Regions from separate parts of the Mus musculus genome. Here regions 1 and 2 are each linked to region 3. The links are chromatin loops, found by intact Hi-C in ENCODE. Cell type or tissue: heart. All regions are shown on one strand. Links, peaks and the distances in the headings refer to the core of each region. The heading gives the core; the rest is flanking DNA.

What was found. Hi-C counts contacts between places; a loop is a spot of excess contacts. Peaks named below come from ENCODE experiments on the same cell type or tissue, not always from the same donor. Only the 100,000 strongest peaks of a DNase experiment are listed, where the experiment ranks them.
Region 1: it touches region 3 in a loop (2.7-fold over the local background); 5 of 42 quality-filtered maps call a loop at or near these places.
Region 2: it touches region 3 in a loop (4-fold over the local background); 2 of 42 quality-filtered maps call a loop at or near these places.

What each region holds. Positions count from the first base shown.
Region 1 is chr7:96,147,689-96,155,643 of GRCm38, forward strand. No RefSeq gene overlaps it. Among named protein-coding and RNA genes, the nearest start is that of Tenm4, 20 kb to the right of the region's middle. In heart, for the core only: CTCF peaks have their summits at 3,773 (motif pointing right) and 5,335; a DNase peak (open chromatin) is centred at 5,443; H3K4me3 peaks cover 906 bases; H3K27ac peaks cover 863 bases.
Region 2 is chr7:95,860,787-95,868,741 of GRCm38, forward strand. No RefSeq gene overlaps it. Among named protein-coding and RNA genes, the nearest start is that of Gm39049, 89 kb to the left of the region's middle. In heart, for the core only: CTCF peaks have their summits at 3,639 and 4,702 (motif pointing left); no DNase peak of the experiment used is centred there.
Region 3 is chr7:96,551,115-96,559,069 of GRCm38, forward strand. It overlaps Tenm4 (teneurin transmembrane protein 4), which reads left to right. Exons shown (of 33, transcript NM_001310762.1): 6 at 2,364-2,633. Among named protein-coding and RNA genes, the nearest start is that of Gm15412, 210 kb to the left of the region's middle. In heart, for the core only: a CTCF peak has its summit at 3,455 (motif pointing left); no DNase peak of the experiment used is centred there; H3K27ac peaks cover 966 bases; H3K27me3 peaks cover 2,850 bases.

The sequences.
Region 1 (7,955 bases), core at 915-5,914, 400 kb before region 3:
AAATCCTACTGAAAGTTACAGCTCTGTCTACTTACTGTGTACTCTGGGGCCCGGCCCCTAAAGAACTGGAGTGCTAGATTAGCAAGAAGAGAAGCTACTGCTTCCCACTGAAGGCTGGGCTTGTTCTAGGAATGTGATGGGTCACAAGTGCACCCATGTGGAAGACATATTTGTCTTGACTGTCACTAAGCTTTCTATTTGTCCCCAGGAAGGGTCTTCTTCACATTAGGACATTGGACTTATGCAATAACAATTTACCCACCCACCCCCTAAAATTCTCCAGCGGCTTTTCTATCTCTTTTTAGTCAAATACCATACCTCTCTCTGTGGTCTAAAAGACGCTGTGATTGAGTCCAGTGTAATGTCCAACCTCATTCAACAGTACCCTTCACTCTTGCTGCAGTCTGACCACCATGGCTGTCTGTTCCTCATGCTCTGAACCTTCAGACCTGCCTTTCCTTCTCCCCGGAATGTCTTTCTTGGACACGGGTCTCTTATCCTTTCTCTTAGAGTAGCCTTCTCGGGTTGTTATCTCAGTGTAATCTTGCCCTTCTTCATAACTTGGACCATAATCTGTAATTGCTCTACCCATTCAGCTCCAGTTGCAGATGTCCCAAATTGCCAACTGCCTTCAGGCAAAGGAGATTTACTCTGGATGGTTTCCCAAGTGAGAAGTCTGATGTGGGTGGGCAGGGCTGCATTCCTTGCAGAGACTCTAGGGGAAGTCCACTTCCTCTGCCCTCCCACAGTCTAGCAAGAGGGTGCTTTCCTCTGACTTGTGGCCTCTCCCTTTTTGGAACTGTCAGTCACAGCTATTTGACCTCTGTCTCCAAGGCCCTACCTTCCTTGTGACTGAGAACCTGCTGCCTCCGTTTTCTAAAGACTCTTTCGATTGCATCGGACTCACCTGAATAATCCAGGTTAATTCTCCATTTCAAAGCCACAACTTAATCACATCTGTAAAGCGTCAGGTAGCTTTCAGAGGTTCCAGGGATAAAGATGAGGAGATCTTTGGTGGGAGCCATTATTTACACTACCACAGCCTTCTTTCTTTTCTATCTTCCATGTCCAAGCTAAGCCTTAGGAGACAAGGATCTTCTTTATCTCGTTCACTGCTGTCTCTCGGGAATGGAACATAAATCCTAGTACATAATAAGTGATCAATAAATGCAGAGAATAAAGGGATTGGTGGCTGAGAGTTTTAGTAAAACTGCAACCAATTCCCACTTCTGAAATAGTGTAAGAATACACAGTATCCTAGTAAAGAGGATTGGGGCTCAGAATATACCCCAAACCTCAAAGCTAACAGTGTAACTATAGTATAAGTCGCACCCTTTCTCTAGTTCTCTGTGATCATATCTATAAAGTTGAATACAGAAAGAAAAAAACTTAGCTCCAATACTGTAAGTATTAAAGATCATAAAGAAGAAAAATGCCGGGAACCTGGGCCTTCCACGGCTATGCTCATTCCTGATGCATAGATTATAGATGAGCAAAGCTGTCTAATGAGAAATTACAACATAAATAACTAATGCAAAGCATGTGTGTGCTTCTGGGCTGCCATGGGCTGAGGGACAGAGTAGGGCACAGACCCAGAGCTTCCTCCACTTGAGGAGCCAGAGAAGGAGCAGTTGTGGATGTTAGGGAGTGCCCTAAATGGCGGCTGCAGGGAAAACCCAGAATGGGAAATGATGAGATTGTTCCAGGAACCACATTCCAATAAATCCCCCCAGCACAGTGGAGGCAGAAAAGGAAGATGCTAAGAGGAGCCATTTGCAATGACCATCTGGCTTGTTAAAATTGATTAAAGGTAAAAAGAGAAATCGAGATCTATGTCGGTGGCATTAAATTACTCTTCAGACAAGCCAGTCCATGAGCTACAGACTCTCCTTGCTGCAATAGCTGAAATATCTGAAGACACGATTTCAATTTATAAAGAAAATTCTTTTTAAAACTCCACTAAGAGCCTGCTTCATTGAGAAATGTTGAGCATTGCTCAACTGCTTTATTAAATCCTTTTTATTTATGTGTTAGGAAGGGCATGGTGACGTGCTGCAAAAATAGAGCAGGCTCTGCGCCATGTCCTTACTGGAGAGTGGAGACAGCACATCCGCATGCATCTTCAACCTTTTTCAATGCTCAAACATTTTATAATGATTTAGGAGAAGAGGAAAGAAACAATAGGCTCTAAGGTAAGACACTGGATCCCCATGCCCAGTCCACTCAGCTCCCTGGCTGTGGGACCTTGCCAAGGAAGGGACGTTTTTGGCCCCAGATTCTTCTTCTCTAAAGTGACAAAAATCATGACCACCTCATTGTATGACCCGAGGGGTGACAAAGGTAGAATTTACTTTTGGTGTTGCAGAAATGTCACACTAGAAGAATTCATGGAGTCCCCGTTCTTCAATGAATGAGAGACCAGAGGATGGTTTAGCACCGTAGATCCCGGTGGGATTGAGCCTTAAAGACATGTGTATGGTAGTCCCTTCTCTGGGCCTCTTTTGTCTTCAAGAAAACAAGAGTTTTTGTCTGGGACTCCCTGCAACAGTTTCTTCAAGCCTGCCAGTCTCCACCCTCCCCATCCCCACCCTCCAAATGCTTCTGAAGCCATATTTGGATTCATTGGTCAGTAAGGATTAGCAGCTTCTGCATAGACAGGGCTGTAGAAATAGCACAAACCATTTTTATTTTCCCTTTAGAGTTTCTGACTTCTGAAAAGACTGTTGATTGTGTTGCTTCACAGCAGTCCCCTCTACACACACACACACACACTCACACACACACTCACACACACACACACTCACACACACACTCACACACACACTCACACACACACACACACTCACACACACACTCACACACACCCATACACACAAAAGCACCACTAACACCGCTGTCTGCTCTTCAGGCAAAATAATATCTAGTTCTTTTGTTGTTTTTGATCTCTAAATGTGTTTCTATACCATGATGGCCTTGGTGTGTGGCCAGGATCTGTTTATGGGATTTTCTGTCCCATTCCATCGTGGGGTCCATGAGGACAGAGGCCAAGAGTCACTGGGTAAAAGCATGAAGGAGGCCACCCTGATGGCTGCATGAGCTTCCACTTTGATTGACCTCCGGCTGGTTCTATCACTCCAAGAGCCCCAGACCTCAAGCAAGGTGTCTGTTTTCTTATCTGTAAAATGCATTAACAAATCCTCTTGGAATCCTCATGGGAAGTAGAGAAAAGTGGATTTGAGAAACCCTGAAACTATTCAGAGGCTCTGAGAAGGAGAGGCAGGAATGAATAAGCCACATGATGAGAAGCTGGGATATCAGGATGTGGCCAGGGTAAATTTGGGCAGGTTAGCACAGTGCTGACAGTAAAGTCTTGGAGTAGGATGGAATAAAGAGTTCTTTTCCACAGTTCTGCCCCTACCCCTCAAACCTCCCCAATACACACACACACACACACACACACACACACACACACACACACACACCAGTGCCATGTAAGCTCCCTTTCCTGGAAAGTATTCTTGTTTGATCCAGACTTGTAGACTTGTAGATTGGAGAGCTTGCTAATTCAAGGTAGAACACAGGTTGTTACTGGTTTTAACAGCACAGCATTAACGGTTGTCCTTGCTCTTCCTACCTGCACTGGACATCAGGAAAGTAACTGTCTTAGCAGCTGGGAAGGATGGAGAAGTCTATGCTCAGGGTAGCATTTACTTTCTTTGATGGAGGACCTCTTCCTCTAGGGCCATAAGGAAGGCTTGGCCATGACCCGCCACAGGGGGGAGCCCAAGAGACTGAGGCTAAGGATAGCAGAAGCTGGAGCAGGACAGAGACCTGCTGAGAACAGGTCATCTGTGTTCTAGGTGAGCGAGGGTAACCCTTGAAAGTCTAGTCTGTACCACTGAGGCCATAGAGGCAAGAGTGGGTAAAGGTGGTGATACACCTTGGAAAGCTGTGCAACCAGGCCTGGAGGATGAACTCAGCTTTCCCAGCTCATCTGCAAGCTATCCTGAGCAGAGCGGGGAGGAAGCAGGGGACTTGATGAAGCCCCTTGAAATAGCAATCTATCCCCATGGACACCCTAAATTCACTCATGAGGGGGAAGCAAGATTGCATTCCACTCAGAGCTGCTTCTTAATACTGATGAGTTGTAAGATGAGCATTAGCACAACATAAAAATTATGATCATGATAACAACAATAATAAAAAGGGTTTAAATTTGTACAGCACGTTATAGTTTGCAAAAATGCTTTCCCATTCATTAGCTTGTATGTGCATCATAATAGCCCCATGAGAAAGACAAGATGATGGCTGCTAGCCATTTTATGGGTGAAGAAAGGACTCAGAGGGCTCAGGGATAAAGTGACTGGTTAACAGCTGGTGGGAGGTGAGATCTTTACCCCAAGCTCGAGGCTCTTTGCCAAGCCTTCAGAGAAAGGCTTGGGCAGCCTTGCTCATTGCTCTGAGGTTATCACCAAAAGACAGAGTGGGAACCATCGGTGAAGGAAGCTCAAACTCAGAGTGACTTCTCCTAAGCCTCCCACTGTGTGATTTGGCTCATTGGATTTGAAACGCATCGCTGGATACCTCTACCACCACTGGTCAGAAATAAGCCAAGTCGGTAGCAGGGGTTCCAGAATTCAAGCTCCTCTGTTAGTAAATATTTGGGGAACCACACTGATAACTCCTTCAAAGACAAGTGTGCAATTCAACGTTCAGGAGCAAAGGAACAGGAAAGTGGAAGACCCCAAAGCTGCAAGACATCCAGAGAGGAACAACAGAGACACAAAAGAGGGATCGAGGAGAATAAGAAATCTGGTTAAGAAAGGGCAAGAAGGGGGAGCTAGAGGGATGGCTCAGAGGTTAAGATTGCTTGTTGCTCTCGCAGAGAACCTGGGTTCATTTCCTGGCATCCTCATGGTGGTTCACACGTATCCTTAACTCCTCTTTCAGGAGATCTGACTCCCTCTTCTGACCTTTGTGGGCACCAGGCACATAGGAACTCATACACATAAATAAATCTTTAAAAGAAAATGTAAAGAAAGGGCAGGAAGGATGACCATTAAAGAGGAGTGAAAAGGAAAAAAGAGGGGGAGAGATTAGTTTGAGAACAAAAGAAATCGGCACAGCCTTGGAGAAAAAGAAAGGGGGGTGGGAAGTTGCCTGGCTTTGAGTAACAAGGAAAGCATGTGTTTTAAAGAGGCGATTAAATATCTTATTCTCTTGTCCCTAAATGTAAATGTTTCTGTCTCCTTGGGAGTTAATCAGGCTTAAAGCAATTCTAAGCCTTAAGGGCTTGGCTTAACCGCAACAAAGAATGTGTCCAGCATGCTGACCTCTGTCGGGCCAGTATGTAAAGGCAGCAGAGAAAAGAGATTAAGGAGCTGCCCTCACACCGGCGGTGCAGCCACTCCTATCAAGGCATCTCCAGCCCCTACCCCCACCTCCACCACCCACTCCCCTGTCCCCAGCGGGCAGAAAGCTGACCCACAAACGCAGCTGTGAGTCAGGAGCCTTTTAAGCACGCTTCCACACCCTCTGCCCCTCTAACAGCTACCAGAGGAGACGGAAGGCTGAGAGAATCCCCATTGGCTGAGAGAGTGGTAGGCGGGGCATAACCCTCAGGGGTGGAGTCTCTGGCAACTGCTTGGCCTTCCGGGCCTGTGGTAGTGAGTATTATAGGAACTTCTCTAATCACAGATCCTGCTGTTTCTTCTGTTTGCTATTTATTGTATTTGTGGTTTTATTAAAATCCTGCTACATAATATATTGTTGTGATTTTTCTAGCTTAAAACAATTTGCAAGTCAGGAAATTGGAAAGAGCAGCGAAATGGCTGGTCTCTGCTTCTCAAAGTTTAGGTCTTCATACCTAAAAAAAACCAAAGTATGAAAACAGCTAGGAACTTCTTCACTCACATATCTGTGCAGCACATATGAACTATTGGCTGGAGTAAGGCACTAGAGGCTCTTTCTGTGGCATAGACTCCCTCATCTAACCATTGGCATCCTACAAACACAGCCAAATTCAAGGAAAAGAAGAACCAACACCCAGATCTTGATAGAGCTGGGGGTGAGGTAGAGGTAGTTTCCAATAGAACATGCCAGGAAGATGAACAGCTTTGAGAATGGCATTCTCCTTAAACCACTACACTTCTATCAGGTACCATTGTCCACCTAGGAATGAGGAGTCTGGTCTTTGAAGGATGAAGTAATGGATCCCCGTTTCATCAACTAACAGTAAGCAAAGGGAGAATTTCACCCCAGTTGCTCAAAGAATCCTGATTCCATATTGCTACAGGCAACTTGAAATGATAAAAAGGACTTCCTCTTGTGGCCCTTGCAGCCACACCGTATGTGGGACACTGTGCTGAACATACTTTGTTCTTTTCTTCACTGACCAAAAAAAAAAAAAAAAAAAAAAAATGCTATTATTTGTTGAGATTACTCTGTGCAAAGACTTGTTTTGTAGCTGGACTTTTCAGAGTCCAGGGTGTGTCTGTTTTATAACGGAGACTGGGGAGGGAAGCAGTCACTTGCTCAACCTCCCCATGTGACAAAGAGTGGCAGCTGGGAACCTGCCTTCTGTTTTCTGACCAGAGAAGATTGTCAGATGGTGCGCCATGCAGAGGCCATTGTTTGTAAACAGACAGTGTTGAGGGGGCCTGGGGCTCCTTTGCAGAGATATAAACTTTTCTAAGGAAGCCTGAGCAAAAACAGGACATAGAAGAAGACTTTTGTCTCACTTGCAGACTTTCCAGAGATAGGTGTGTGTGTGTGTGTGTGTGTGTGTGTGTGTGTGTGTGTGTGTTAAAATTGTGTGCATCTGTGTGCATGTTCCAAAGCCAGTGAAAACGACATTGGGTATCCTGTTCTACCACTCTTTGCTTTATATCTTTGAGGTAGGATCTCTCACTGGAGTTGAAGGAGGCTGTTAGCCAGGGAAGCCCCAGTAATCCTCTTCTCTCTGCTCCCATGAGGACACATGCGTGACCATGCCTTGCTTTTTAGGCGCTGATATCTGAATTCCAGGCCCTCACGCTTGCAAAACAAGCATTCTGGAGAGATGCCCACTGGGTCTATCCCTCCAGACCTGATTCCAAGGTTATATTAGGAGACACCCTTCCCTTCTCTGATCTCCATAATGCATAGGTAAGGAAATAAAACCATAGGCTTTGGGGGTTCTCAAACAAGAAGAAAAAAATAAACCCACAAATAACTAGACAAACGGAAGACAGTGACAGAGCATAGAGTGCTATTCTGAAAGAGAAGGGGTGAACTCTCTAAGAATGGAGATCAAGAAAGGCATCCTAGGATGCATAGCGTTTGAGTGGGGTCTTGAAGATAAAGAGGATTACATGGTGCATTGATGAAAGAGACAAGCCTTACTTTCCCGGTGTCTTACTTCTATGTCTTTGCAGAGCTGAATTCTCAAAGAACCATCTCCTTTGAAAGGGTCAGAATCATACTTGTCTGTGAATGACTAGTCAGTTCAAGAGATATTTTCATCAGAGAACTCAGAGCCAATCAGGAAACTTATTTGCATAAAATCTTTAATCAAGTTCCAAAACCCAGACCCCAGTCTTACCCAAAGTAAGATTGCATGTTATAAGACCCTTATTTTCCAAGGACAGATGTCACTAAGGACATATACCTTATATCTTGAGATATACCTTATACCTTATACCTTATATCATATCTTGAGAGAGCAGTGAGGGAGCAGAAGGGACATCTGTCTAGTTCTGTACTGAACCATGGAACTCAAATTTCATGTGGCCCCATCATGCACTTTCAACCAGAAATTCCTTCAAGACCACTTGCTAAGGGACCTTAAATAAGTCCTTCTGTTTCCATAAACCTACTTGCACTGCTTTAAGGCAGGAATTGTGTGGAATTAAATACCAAGATTCTGTGGCACCTTTAGGTTCTTCAAGGTTTTTGCCAGCCAAACATTTAAAACT
Region 2 (7,955 bases), core at 915-5,914, 690 kb before region 3:
CTAGGCATAAATGTGTCTGATGGGTGATTTTAGAGAAAGAGAAATGAAATTAATAATGGAAAATAAGTCGACCAGTGATGGTGTTCAGTTTAACATGTGTTGGTTTCTACAGAAGCTTTAATAAACCAATGACCAGAAGAGCAGTAGAAGACACAGCCAGTGTTGGTTCATTTCAGAGCCAGCTCTTCCATCAGCTACCTCCATCTAGGTGATTTAAGTGCCACTTCTGCTGGTGAAGGATCCCAGATAAGACTTTAAAAGGCCTGGGACACAATCCCATTGAGTTCTTTCCTGTCAACGATCAGGAAACTTGAGCCAGGACATAGAAATGAGTTTCTCCATGTTATACAGTAAGTTACCTGACAGTGTGTGAAGCTGAACCAGGCTCACTGGAAACCCAGCACACGGGGCTTTCCCAGGTATCACAGCTCACAATAGGGAATCCAGCACTGACATCAACTGCAAGAGAACACCTACCACAGTGGGTTAGAGGAGTATGACAGCTGTGTCTGATGATCAAGGGGAAGTGCATGGGATGAGCATGGATGACCTGGAGTTCCATGAGAGATCTAAAACTCCTGCTTCTGCTCAGCCATCCTGGACCGAGAGCTTCTAGAGCCAAGCTGCCCGACTTTCCATGTCACCTTTGCTACTTGTTAATTATGAAACTCAGCTACTTCACCTTTCTATAATCAGCTTTCTTGTCTTTTATACCAGCGTATGTGAGATTGAATCAATGATCTGTCAAAAGGTCTTAAAACCATCTAGCTTAAAATTGGAGCTGATTTACCTTAGTTATGATTGCTCTGCCTGTAGTGTTTAATGTTTCAGGAGAGTTGCTATTACATCAGGCATGGTGTTTCTTGATCTATTTATTCATGAAATGAAGATCCTCATAGGAAACTCCAGCTTACCTCTGATTAACAGAATCAAAGACTACATACACAGCCAGATCTGAAAAATACAATAGGAGATCACATCCTGGACACAATGTAATTCTAACAAGGCTTGAGCTTTGTAGAGAAAGGGGTTAAATGGATACTGCGTAGGCAAGGCTCCAATGAGGTTGGAACTAAACAGCATCAGTGTGAATTTAGGACAGAGGACGAATTCCTTCTGACTCTTAATCTTGTTAACTATATTTGAGATAAGAATTCCTGCTCTATCTAACACAGAGGTGTTTGTTAACGCGACCCTATAAGCCAGAGAACAGTCTGTCATCTCCAGGGTGATCTGTAAACATCTCGTTATTCAGCCATTTCATATAGTAAGAGCTCAGCCCTTGACCTCCAAACACCTCCACTGATGCTTTAAATGGAGAGTGGTCTAAGAATGACAATGAAAATGGATTTAACTCATTTCACTGGAGGGGTGGGGGTGGGAAAGCATGTGGTCCAGAAAGCCAGATTCCATGCGGACTTTCTCTTCCTACCTGAATTGATCTATCTGGAGAAAAGATTTTACTCTAAGAAGGAGGCAGTCAATCCTGAAGGTAGTGGTGCAGCAGGCAACTGTTTGTCTTCTCGCAAGATTTGTTAGACAGAGGCATACTCCATGTCTCTTCAGAACACAGGAAATGATCTTATAGCCACTGAAAAAAAGTAAGCTGAAGTGTTCATATCTTGGAGGTCATGACTGAAATTGTTAGCAAGCTATTTACATGGTGTGAATATATATGTATATATAACCAATGGCATTATATAGATAGATATAGATGATATAGATATAGGTGTAGATGTAGATGTAGATATAGATATCCATACATATACTCCTTATGCACAGATTTTATACTACATATAAATATATACTGCCTACTATATTCAGGGTCTACTAGGTTATTATGTGTATGCTCACAAGAACTCTGCAGTCAACTTATTTGATGCCATTTTGAAATTTAGCTTTCCATATTTAAGAACACTGCTGCCAAAGGGAAAGTGTTGCTTTCTCTTTTTTTTTTCCAAATTTTTATTAGATATTTTCTTCATTTACATTTCAAATGCTATCCCCAAAAGTCCCCTATACCCTTCCCTGCCCTGCTCCCCTACCCACCCACTCCCACTTCTTGGCCCTGGCATTCCCCTATACTGGAGCATATAAAGTTTGCAAGACCAAGGGGTCTCTCTTCCCAATGATGGCCAACTAGGCCATTTTCTGCTACATATGCAGCTAGAGACACGAGCTCTGGAGGTACTGGTTAGTTCATATTGTTGTTCCACCTATAGGGTTGCAGACCCCTTCAGCTCCTTGGGTACTTTCTCTAGCTTCTCCATTGGGGGCCCTGTGTTCCATCCAATAGATGACTGTGAGCATCCACTTCTGTATTTGCCAGGCACTGGCATAGTTTCACATGAGATAGCTATATCAGGGTCCTTTCAGCAAAATCTTGCTGGCTTATACAATAGTGTCTGCATTTGGTGGCTGATTATGCGATGGATCCCCAGGTGAGGTAGTGTCTGGATGGGCCATCCTTTTGTTTTAGCTCCAAACTGTGTCTCTGTAACTCCTTCCATGGGTATTTTGTTCCCTGTTCTAAGGAGGAATGAAGTATCCACACGTTGGTCTTCCTTCTTCTTGATTTCCTTGTGTTTTGCAAATTGTATCTTGGGTATTCTAAGTTTCTGGGCTAATATCCACTTATCAGTGAGTGCATATCAAGTGACTTCTTTTGTGATTGGGTTACCTCACTCAGGATGATATCCTCCAGATACATCCATTTGCCCAAAAACTTCATAAATTCGTTGTTTTTAATAGTTGAGTAGTACTCCATTGTGTAAATGTGCCACATTTCACAATAGTCACAAAAATATAAAATACCTTGGTGTAACTCTAACTAAGGAAGTGAAAGATCTGTATGACAAGAACTTTAAGTCTCTGAAGAAAGAAATTGAAGAAGATCTCAGAAGATGGAAAGATCTCCCATGCTCATGGATTGGCAGGATTAAGATAGTAAAAATGACTATCCTGCTGAAAGCAATTTACAGATTCAATGCAATCCCCATCAAAATTCTAACTCAATTCTTCAGAGTTAGAAAGGGCAATTTTCAAATTCATCTGGAATAACAAAAAACCTAGGATAGCAAAAACTCTTCTCAAGGATAAAAGAACCTCTGGTGGAATCACCATGCCTGACCTCAAGCTGTACTACAGAGCAATTGTGATAAAAACTGCATGGTACTGGTACAGCAACAGACAGGTAGACTAATGGAATAGAATTGAAGTTCCAGAAATGAACCCACACACCTATGGTCACTTGATCTTTGACAAGGGAGCTAAAACTATCCAGTGGAAAAAAAGACTGCATTTTCAACAAATGGTGCTGGCACAACTGGCAGTTATCATGTAGAAGAATGTTAATTGATCCATTCTTATCTCCCTGTACAAAGCTCAAGTCTAAGTGGATCAAAGACCTCCACATAAAACCAGAAACACTGAAATTTTTAGAGGAGAAAGTGGGGAAAATCCTCGAAGATATGGGCCCAGGGGAAAAATTCCTGAACAGAACAGCAATGGCTTGTGCTGTAAGATCGAGAATCAACAAATGGGACCTCATAAAATTTCAAAGCTTCTGTAAGTGTTGCTTTCTTGAGATGTAATGACTTGCCTGTTACGAGAGGAATTCAAGCCACTCCTAAATATCCACTTGGTGGAGCTGTAGTAGAGGAATTCAAGTTGCAAAGGCTGGCAACAAGGCTGGGGTTAAAGGAGGGAAGAAGAACCTGACCCTGAAGAGAATTTTAAATATTGTAAGTGAATGAAATACTGGCTCTCTTTATCATGTAGATATAAATCTCTTCTTCAGTCTTCTCATTTCTCATGTGGATATAGACATAGATTTATGTCATATTTAATAGAGCATTTATTTTGTACATTTTTACATCTTGTGTTATATTCTATTTTCTGAGTTAATTGGTGAAAATCAAATCTCACCTTCTTGAAGTGAAAGAGACAGTAAAGATTCATTGAATATAATCATCTCACAGATGGTTTGGTCAAGTCTTAAGACAGGAGACATATAACCAAGGTCATTTGTCTAGAGTATGTGAGAGGACTTTTTAGTCCCTCTTTCAAAAGCATGTTCCAAAACAGGGATTCTTTATAAAGGATACTTTCATCACCTACCCTGCTAGCTCTGGGAGTGTGCCCAGATAAATAAATAGATGAAATGAGTACATTCATATAGAGGTAAGAGCAGGAAGAAGGCATTCCAGTCTAAGATTTTAAAAAATTAAGAAAGTTGGATAGTCCTTTTTAACTGTATGCATTTGCCAGACTTCTTACTGTTTTGACAAACACCTGAGAGAAACAACCTACAAAAGGAAAGATATATCTTGGCTTGTGGTTTTAAGGGCTTCGGTCCATGGTTCGTTTGTTTTTTGTTTTTTTGTTTTTTTCTGGGTTTTTTGTTTGTTTGTTATTGTTGTTGTTGTTTTGTTTTGTTTGTTTGTTTTGGCTCCATACCTGGGACCTGTAGTGCAGTAGAGGACTGTGGAAGAGAGGGCCAAGTGGACCAAAGATAGTCATGGCCTTGAAACAGAGATTGACAGGAAGAGGCTAGAATAAAACACACCCTTCTTAAGTGACTGACTTCCTCCCACCATGCACCTGCCCCTTTACCACCTCGCAAATGGCAAATTCATCAGCATTGATCTGCACAAAGCCTGAATTTAATCATCTTTAGAAATAGCGCCCCTGGTGGCTTCCTAGACATCTCTATAGTCAAGTTTAGCCACTGCTATAGGAGCACCTTCTGCTGGTGGGCAGTATCCGCAAAGGACAGCCCTAGAAGGGCTGAGACATTAAAGGCAAAGCTAGTTGCTGTGAAAACTGAAACTTTAGTATCCTCACTCCCTATAGATCTATTTCTCCTTCAAACAGAGTCCACTCAAAGGGAGAGGCTTGAATGCTTTGCTTCATACAGCCCTTGAGCACTAAGGTTAACTCTTAACTGTTTTAACATGAAGCTTCCTGTGTCACCAGAAAGCCATCAACCCAGATGAGAGAAGAAAGAATGGCGTATGAAATATTTGCATAGGCAGGTGATTCCTAGAAGTGAAAGTTATCACTTCCTCCTATAATCGATTGATTCGACCTGAATCCCATGGCCATTGGCACTGCAGGGAAACAGTCTAGCACCGTGCCCAGGACAAAACATGGAAAGTGTGGTCAACGTCATCCAGCCTCCCCCCAAATGACAGTGAGGTCTAAGAAATCACCAAGAGCCACCACACTTCTCTCTGTATGAATCCCTACCTCAAAGTCCTTTTATGCATACACATTTCTCTCTGATAGCACAGTTCAGTGACCCTCTGCTGTTCTAATTGGTTAGTAAATGCATCGTTTCCTTCTTTACCTCGCTCTCTCTACTTTAAAGCTGAAGAATTGCCATTTGGCTATTTTATAGTATTTTTAATTTTCTGCCAAAATTCTCAGTATTGTCTTTTTACTCCTTTGAATTCCGCAGCACAGCTCATTTAAATGCTTCTGTCTTGTGACTCCATTATCTGGATCCCCAGTAGGCCTGTTGCTTCTGTGTATTGATTCTACTGGTTTTCAGTCATGTCTCTTGTCTCCTCTTATGCCTGATTATGATTTTTTTAAATGCTAGTCCTCGTATATAAAACAGTGTGGATTTAATTTACACCCAAGATAACATGTTTTTTTTCCTCCAGAAAATGTGTACATTGGCTGCTGGAAACTTTACTAAGATGCATTCTTACTTGAGATCAATCAATGTGGGATTATGAAATGTCGGAGCTAGAATTCATTTTCTTGGAAGATGAGTCTATTTCTGGTTTTCACTTACTTCAGGGATTTAAAAGAAAAAAAAATGTAACTTCTCAATTGAAATTAAAATGGCTCGTGACAATGACGCCCCTAAGCTTATGAGCCTGAACCCCATTGTTTTGCTCTCTGAGCTTTATAAACCTGTTCAAGTTTTAAGTTAAAATTTCACAGATTTCTTAGGTCACTGATCCAGAACCAGAGGACATTTGTGGAGGGTTTTCTCCAATACAGGGCATTTTCTCACTTTCTTAAGGCGTAGCTTTTGAATTGTGTGCTTATTTGCTTATTTGAATGCTGCTTTCCCAGTTACTTGCGTGCCTGCCCACCCCACTGCCTACCTGTCATCTTATTTGAATATGTCATCTGTTCTACAGCTCACTGTTTCCCTTAGCAATGCACTGTGACCCTTTTATCTGAATCTGTATCTGCATTGGGGTTTGTTCTTCCTGCTTATTTGTTTGTTTTATTCCAGCCTCTCAGCTAGTACAAATATTTGCTCCTTTATTTAGACAGTTCCCTTGCGGACAAATTTATTTAGCTTGATCACAGTTTTTGAGGAAAAAACATTTCGTATACCTATGAGATAAATTCTAGAAGTAGAGTGGTTACTTGTTATCAAGTTATCTTTCAGGAAATGGCCGGTTTACATTTCTACCACTGTGTGAGAATGTTGTTTCCCTGAATCAGCTTGCCTAAGTTCTTTCAGACTCACATGTAATATAACCATCCTTAATTGTACCTCCAGATACCATCCTCTCTCCCTTCTTGTCTAATGACATATGATGAACACATGTATTTATTAATCGCAGAATCGGGACATATCACTTTCCTCCCTAAAACCATTCCCTTCTGCCCCCTTCCAGAGGAAGAATGGTTGCATTTGCAGAAACTAACACTTCCTCCCCTCTCTGTAGCCTGCCATCCCCACCCCTCGTCATATTCATGTTTCCCTAAACATACTCTACGTATGTTCCTCCATCTCTCTGGGATTGCCTGTGACTTCTATGAGAAAAGATAAACTTTCTTATCCAGTTCACATATTAGGCATTCTGTGGAGAAATACCTCCTGTAAGAGAAAAACCTCTTTGCTTGCTTACAGAATTCACCTTCAGTGACTCTACTAGGTTATTCAGCTTTCTAGCACTATAATAAGTGACCAGAGATTATCAATGCAAAGAAGAAACCTATTTCTTTTCACTCGTGGTTTCTGAGACCTCCATTCATAGTCACTTGGCCCATTTCTTTGGTCCTGTGACAGCACAGTGCTTTGTGGGGGTTTGGATATATGACAGAGGAGGCAGCTCATCACATGGCAGTCGAGAAGTTGAGCGGGGGAAGACTTGACTGGGTCTCAACATACCCTGGAAAAGCGCACTCCAATGGCCTCACCCCCTCTGAATAGTCTGCAGCTCCCAATGCTTTTACAGTGTCGAGGAGCACCATCAGCTGGAAGCAAGCCTTCAAAACACAAGCCTTTTGAGAAAGTTAAATCCAAACTGGAGCACCATGCTTTCTGACAGTATCTCTTGCTCTAAATACTCCTCATCCTCATGTTATGCAGCCAACAGTGCACTGTGCACTGTAGCTCTGTCTTCTCCACTACTGAAATACAAGCTGGTTAAGGAAAGGAACTGTTTTCTGTTGCTCCTCCCCACTGCTCTGCCCAGCAGAACACCTGGCACAGACACAGTGCACACGTTTTCAAAGAGTAAATTTAGTTTGTAATGCCTTTTCAAAACACTCCAATACACGCATTTTCAATACTACTTCTGCCTTTCCGTGACTGAGAAATCTTTGGGCAAAAAAATAAATTTTTGACCTAGATTTAGCATTCAAATCTCAGCTTGGGCATAAAGGCATTTGAGTATTTGAGTTATTTGTTGGACCCTATATTTTTGGCAACAATTTTCCCTTCAACACCTAAAGCCATTTGTGTTCTTGACAGTTTGTCGTTAGTGAAAACCAGAATTTGCTGAGAACTGAGAGTATTAAGTTCTTTCCAAAAGGCATTGTGCTTAAGAGCCCTGATTCTACAACTGCCATCAAAATATGCAAACTTTTGAGCCCCTTTTGACCCCTGGCATAGGACATTGCCTGTGTTTACTCTTAGTGTAGCACTTCTAGGACACAGTGGATTTTTAGTAGTTATTTGATAAGCAAGCTCCTTACCC
Region 3 (7,955 bases), core at 1,179-6,178:
GTCTCCTGCTTCTTTCCCACCTCTCCACAGCCCACCTACATCCATGACCTAGCCCAGCTAAACCATTGCTGCATCCCACAGGAATGATCACTTCCTGCTGTGGTACCTCCAAGCTTGTTCCACTTCAGGGCCTCTCTGTGAGGCCTGGTAGGTGACCATAGTCCCTCCCAATGGCAGCAGCCCACTGAGATTCTGCCGTGATCTTCTCCCCTCCACAGACAGCATCAGCCACCCCAGAGGCTGTGCAATTCAGATAATGTTTTAGCAATGCTGTTAAATCCTCACAACAATGCAAGATTGAATCATGTACCCAAGATCAAACAAGTAAGAGGAGCATGCAGGCACATACACTCACACACACACACACATGCTCACACACATATGCTCACATACTCGCACACTCGAGAGCGCTCACATGCATACACACACACAGAACCACCTATGGCCTCATTTCCACTCCCTGCCACAGGCCTGGACCCACATGAAAGCTGACCCACCATGGAGGCTGCCTCTCAGGCTTGAAAAATGACAGCCCTTCCCAGCTTGTGGTTACAAGCTCAGGCTCTGGCATCAGACAGATCTGGATTTGAATTCCGGCTCTGCAGCTGTTACAGCCCTAGGCATCCTCACCTGTGCTGAGGGATAATGTCACCTAATGGTAGGGTGCTCTCCGGGATTAGAGAAGACTGTAAGCAAGATCCTAGCCACCAGAGCCTGGCATGTAACTGATGCTCTCTAAATGCTACCTACTGCTCGTGGTCACCTCTGAGTCCCAGTGAAGGGAATCGAAAAGACCCCTCCCAAGCTCTCCTCTAACTCAGCCCAGCTGATGCTTGACAGAGAGCTAAGTGAGCCTGTGACTCAGAGGCAAGCCTAGCACACCAGGCTAAGAAAAGGAGTCCCTCCGGTCCTTGTGAAGAACAAATGCTCACCCTCAAGCACGTGCACAACAGTTTGCAAACTGCCATCTGGGATCTTAAGAGTTAGATGCTGAAGGAGGTGCAATGGCAGCCCATGCTTTAGGCTCCTCAGGAAGGAGGTCAAAGGTCATAAAACAGAACACATGCTGAAAAAAATCTCCCACCTCACCAGTTGCCTCACCAGGGATCGCTGAACTCTAGGAGCTGGGGTTTACCTTGCGTTCCTTCTGTCTCCGGGTACCTCGGCTCACAGTGCCAATTCTGACTGCTTCAAAGGGGATGGGGGGCAAGCCATATGGAAATCAGTGTGGCCCAGACCGTTTATGGCAAATAAATTTGAGTTTTCACTTAGCATAGCAGTCATTCTTTACAACAGGAGTAGCCTCTCTGGAGAGGCTTAGCCCAGTAGAGCACAGCTATGGGATGGACGGGGAGCAGAGCAGGGCTAGAGGACTGTGCACAGGAGCCAGGACTTGGAATGTGCAGAGACCTGCAAAGGAGATGGGGGACTGGGATTCCAATGTACGCTTCGTTTATTCTAAGAAGAAAAAAAAAAAAGGAGAGCCAAATACAGTATGGCACAAGGGGGTGAGGTTCAACATATGGAACATCTGGTCTGGCCCACCTCCCAGCCAATCAGAACCTTTGCCTGGCCACTGAGCGGAGCCCAGAGGTCCCTGAGGCACAGGGCCTGCTGATGGGAAACTATTTGTCTAGCAGCTGGATCCAGGGAAGATAATGGAGAGGGGTGGAAGAAGAGTGGCAACAGTAGCCAGGACAGAGGATCGGAGGCACCAGGGACCTCTGATACTGAACACGTTATTTATCCACCCGCATGGAAAGGTTTCATGACTTTAGCCTCAGCTCGTGGCTGTGCTAGCTTCTGAACTCTCTCCCATTCCAGGCTCCACTGGCCTGGCCAGAAAGGAACTCCTGGTTCCAGGAACCTAAGTAGGACTCATCCAAGAAGTTCTGTCCTGATCTGGACTTGTCAACAAGTCCCATTTGCGAGAAGAGACCAGAAACCTTCAATGCAATTTAACAGACATGTTATACTGCGTGCCCTGAAGATACTGTATTTGGCTGGTGACACAGAAATTTAGAGAAAAACAAGACATAGCACCAGCCTGTGTAGAAGCCACCTTCAGCAGAAGTGGCAGGCTACTCTATCATCTAGTGGCACCAGGGCAAGGCAATCTCTCAGGGAGAACTGGGTGCAGAAGACAGAAGACCTATGCCTATAAGTATGGGTAGACAATGGGGAGCTCTCATAGAAGAAGGCAGTTTGAATCAGCTTTCATGCATGGCACTTGGCTAGAGAAGGAGGGGTGAAGGCAGAGGAAGTGGCTGGAGCCAACAGGGGAAAGGGGCTTCTGGTTTGGAAAACTTGCCCCCCCACACACACACACACACCTTCCCTATGATTATCTTGTTTCCTCTCAGGCACTAATTTCACTCTTCGTGAACTGGGACTGGGAGAGATGACGCCCCCTCATGGGACTCTCTACAGGACAGACATCGGCCTCCCACACTGTGGCTATTCCATGGGGGCCAGCTCTGATGCAGACCTGGAAGCAGACACTGTGCTATCCCCTGAACACCCAGTGCGCCTGTGGGGCCGGAGCACACGGTCAGGGCGCAGTTCCTGCCTGTCCAGCCGGGCCAACTCCAACCTCACACTCACGGACACGGAGCATGAGAACACAGAAACCGGTGAGTGGCTCACCTGGCCCGTTGGTTACACGGGGTTACCAGGGCATGGTTTTAATTATAATATTGATTTCCTGCTCCATCACTAGAGCCCTGGTGAAGCTGATGAAAAATTGCTTTGCTCTCAGTGGGCAAAAGTCAGAGCCTTTTGCAGTGTCACATGAAATACCCACCCATCAGTGACATGTCAGAGAGGGGTCACTGCACTTTTAGTCCAGACTGGGGCAGGGCTAAAGGGCTGGGTTATTACTTACAAGGTAAGGGAACAGAGGGCTGCAGATGTTGCTAGCCGCCCCCCTATAGAGCTGTTTCCTGTGGAGTCCAGAGGGACCCGATCTGCTCTGAGTCTCTCTAGTGTCCAGTTGCTCAGCAGTCCTATGCAATCTCCTGTCCTATTCCATGCCTTCGGTTGCTCAGGAGGATTATGGACCAAGATTTTCAAATGGGAGCAACTTGGCATTTGGGGTGTAGGGGAGATAGAGGTCAAGGGCTCCAAAGTTCCAGTTAGGAGGAAGAAGCTTACATGACTGTACGTGTGAGGTGTCCAGGAACCGAAAGTCTTGGGGTCAGGAAATGTGTGGCATAGAAACGTGCTGCATAAACACCACCTGGTTTGCCCTGCCAGGTCAGCCCTGTGGAGGGGTCCACTGTGGACCAATGCTGGGGCCTTGGAGAGACTGGCAGAGCCTAAAACAGTCCCACCTGGGGAGATCTGCTTCTGAGAAGCTCGGCCGAGAATGTGTGTTCATTACTGTAACTGGCAGGGCAACACTGGAGATTGTTTTTAACTCAGAATGAGGAAAGCCAGCCAGGTGCCAGTGCCCCCTACTGGCTGCCAGCTCTAAATGCAAGAACCTGGATTTCCAGCCAGCATCTGGGTCAGGATGAGAGTTTAGCCCCCTTTAACAAGACAGCTCCAGCTGAGCTGCGAAGATCAAAGCCCAGATTAGAGACCAGACAGCTGACCAGGGTAGTCAGAACCTGGTAGAGGATTTCATCCCCTTAAAGAGCCAGCTGCGGCAGGATTCCAGGTGTCAGTTCTACTCTCTGGACCCTCCGAGTTCTTTGTAGGAGTTAAGGAGCGGCCAGGCCTAAGAACTAACTTGACAGAGTCACCCACTCCCTAATTCCAGGGAGGGTCCTGTGCCCTCAGCCCCTGTGGATCTTCCCTTCCACAGTTAATAACTTGTACACTTTCATCTGCCACCAAGGCCCAGGCTGAGCTAACAGCCCTGACTCTCCCTAACCCACTGTACACAGAAGCACAGCACAAGTTTAAACACTAGGGTCGCTCAGAGAAAATGAGGTCTGGTTGGAGGAACAGAAGTATCTACTCCACCACTGGCCTTGGGTATGGCATTGGCTATGTTGGTTTCTGGCCCTCACTCTCCCCACTTGGCGTTTAAAGGAAGGCCTCACCCCTCATTTTCTGAGCTCGTGGATTAGAAAAGGGAAAAGTCTTTTTTTTTTTTTTAATTAGGAAAGGGAAAGCGGTTTTTGCGACATTGCAGTGAGGAAACACGAAACACGCATCAACCAGTTTTTCTTGTGCAGGACTTCTCAGAGCCTTTAAAACATTAACAGGCATGCTGATGGATAAATCACCAGTATTTGTAGCACGCTTTGTAGTCTTTAACCACAGAACCCTTTATTCTCAGCTCATCAGGGAGGGGGCAGTGTTCTGATAGCTGCCTTCTGTAGCTTCAAGCCTTGTAGACCTGGGATTCTGGCCATCTAATATTGCTGTGCTGAGGACTGAGGTACAAGGGAGAGTACGAGGGATGGAGAGAGTTAATCACGGTTCCTGATTATCAATGCCCAAGCACGGCTGAGCACTCCAGCCACAGGAGCTCATTTACTGCCTCTTCAACTCTTTGAAGTCGATTTTATTACAACCATTGCACAGAAACAGGGAACACTGGCCACAAAAGCCAAGAAATCTGCCTGGCTCACATGCAGGATGGAGTTAGAACTCTGGCCCTTTTACCAATCTAAAATCTTAACTCTGTTAGCTTTAGTTACTGTGTTGAATTTTCTGTGTAGCAAAATACTAGGATTGCCTGTTCTTTTGAGGGCTTCTTGCTATGGTGCTAAAAGGATCACTTTCTATAAAGTCATGACAGAGCAAGACACGTATCGCCCACGTTACTGTATATCCCTGAGAGCTGAATTACAGCTGAATTAAGCCTCTGTTGGGGGGATAATGACATATGCCATGAGAATGCAGATAGTGGGGCCAGGAGGTTGGTTGCTGGTTCCCTGGCATGCCCCACCCCCTCTTTCCATCTCCACTCAGACTTTAACACTCCACTTAGAGCTCTAAGGCAGCTATACTCAGAGGAACCAGTCAGGCAAAGGAGTGGAAGGAGAGTTCAACAAAGGACCTCTAATTTCTGCATCTCTTTCAGGCTTGGACTCCCAAAGCAGACACCCTACAGGTTTCCATACTCTCTCGAGCCCTGACTCCATTGGGAAGTTTCCATTAATGGCTGTCTTACACTCCAGCCTGAATAAGGATGGCGATCATCAGAATGGCTTGCTATTATTCATTGATTGGGTTCATAGAATTGTTGCTTGGCCGAGGAAATTGAGGATCAGAGAAATGAAGGGCACAGTCCTGTGTGCCTGGCTGAATAGAGGGTAGGCCCTATCCAGAGAGTCTGTTCTCTCCAGGATCTTCTTCCTTCTCTCTTGCCTTCCCATCTGACCTCCCACCATCCCATCCTCTGCCACTCAACCATCCAGCCCTCTAGACCTGGTTCTGTCCATTTTCTCTGAGGAGTGCTTGGATCTCATCAGAGGAGGGATTGGATATACTGAATGTGTTAGCTAGTCATCCCATCACAGTGAGGCCACTGCTCAGGAACAAGGGAAATCAGTGCTTGCCAAGGGCCCCAGTACACACATGAGATAGCCTCTAATTCCCATAACACCGCAATGGCATTCCCATCCTCCAGACGGGAAAACAAACACTCCACAAACAAAAGTCAACTAGCACGACAGCAACTCTCAGCGTGTTGGCAAAGCTTTGATGGGAACGTGGACCTCTCTTGTTTGCTTCCATCTGAGTCACAGGGACTTTGGGATCTCTCCTTTGAGAACAGCAGCAATGTGAATCCTAGTTCTTAAGGGGGAACCGCCTGATGAATGTAAAGGGCTGAACCATAAACCCCTGTGACCTTCAGCCACAGAAACGTGCACTCCCCTTTCCCGGGTGGCCTTGCATTAGTCAGTAGTAATGGTCAACAGTATTGACAGCAGTGGGAGCTTTCTCTGAGGACACAGGGCTGCTGTGTGTAACTGTCATCAGTAATAACTTTTATAGGGACCATTAAAGCCAGTTTCTGTCCCTGAAAGTTAATGTCAGCCACTTTTATGTCAGTGTTTAATTGAAATAAATACAAAATTGACTGGCAGTATAAGCCCTCCTCCTCAGGACTGTCAGGCAGAGCTAGCCTGCAGGCCCCTCCTCCTAGAAGGCGAAGTCACCAACCTGGGGGGCAGTGAGGATTATCCAGCATGGCAGACACCCAGTAGGCATCCAATAAATGTTTTCCAAAGACAGAGGATGTGATCAGGGCTCCATCCCCAACACTGGGGCAGGATGGCAAAAATCTCTCTTGTGGATTCATGTGTCATTTGTTTTGTGATTGCTGAGTGTCCCTGGCATGGCAGGCATTATTCTAAAATGTAGTAAGCAGAGCAGCAGTGGGAGAAGTGGGAAGTCAGCCACCTGTACGTATAGCAGAGGCATCCCAGACTGGAAAAATCACTGACTTCAGAGGCCTGCCCCACCCCAACCCCACAGGAGATCTGGACCAAGTCCCAGCTGTTAAGCCTTGGACAACTTGGTTCACCTTTCTGAGACACAGAACCTGTGCTTTAAAAGCAACACACTAATAGTTATTAGAGATGGGTGAGGGGAGCGTAAGGCATGTGATGGTTTGTATGTGCTTGGCCCAGGGAATGGCACTATTAGAAGGTATGGCCTTGTTGGGGTAGGTGTATTACTGTGGGTGTGGACTTAAGACCCTCATCCTAGCTGCCTAGAAGTTAGTCTTCCACTAGCAACCTTCAGATGAAGATGTAGAACTCTCAGCTCTGCCTGCACCATGTCTGCCTAGATGCTGCCATGCTCTCACCTTGATGATAATGGACTGTACCTTTGAACCTGTGAGCCAGCCCCAGTTAAATGTTATCCGTTATATGACTTGTCTTGGTCATGGTGTCTGCTCACAGCAGTAAAACCCTAACTAAAACAAGGGATGATTGTTACTGGCTACAGAGCTCCAGTTGGGAGAATGAGGAGGTTCTGGAGATAAACAGAAATGATGGTCATTACAGTATTGCAAACATACTAACACTGCCGAGCAATGCTCTATAATAGGGCTCATCATTCAGTAATGTTAATCATCATAGTTCAAAACTATAAAATCTGAGGTCTGGGGTGATGGCTCAGTCAGTGAAGTGCTTGCCACATAAGCACAAAAACTTGACTCCATCCTTAGAACCAACATTTGAAAAAAAATGAACAGCCAGGGGCAGTGGCAAGCTTGTGATACCAGTGCTGGGGTCATGGATCCTTGGGTCTTGCTGGATACCCAGTATAGCCTAATTGGCAAATCCAAGACCAACCCTATCCCAAAAAGAAAAAAAAAATTAGGGAGACAGCGCCTCAGGAACCATACCCACAGTTGCCCTCTGGCTTCCACATGCGTGTGTACACACAGATTCATGTGAACCCATAAAAATATGTATGCACATACACATAGAAGATAAAAAATAATTAAAATTGAAAACATAAGATTTCATGCCAATTTTGAGGTGTTGCTAGCTCGTCCATCACTGGGAAAGTCCCTGTTCCGTGGGCCCTGAATTCAGGCAATCTGATCATGCCATTTGCTTAAAGGTCCACCTGAAGGAGCTACTCACTTTCCCTGCGTACGAGGAGGTCAGTCCTCTTCCTCACTCAGGTTCTGAACCTGGGTCTGGAGGGCTGTTATGATCTGATTGAGCGGGAAAGAGAGGGGTTCCCAGAGGAGCCCACTGCAGAGCCACACCTGGAGGCCTGAAGAGGCCTGGGTGGCCTCTCTGCTTTTATCCAAGGCGCCAACTTAGAAAATCACTTAGAAAATAAAATGAAAGAAATTCAGGTCTTCCCTCTGCTCCCCCATGATTATACAGTCTGGCATCAAAGAGGAAATGGTGAGTTAAGCTAATGAGGCACCAAGTCCACAGAACAGGCGGGTATCTCCAGGGCATGTGAAGAGAGCGCTTACCAAGTCGGCTTGCTTCACCCTCCACGCTCCCCGGCCCCAGACTCTT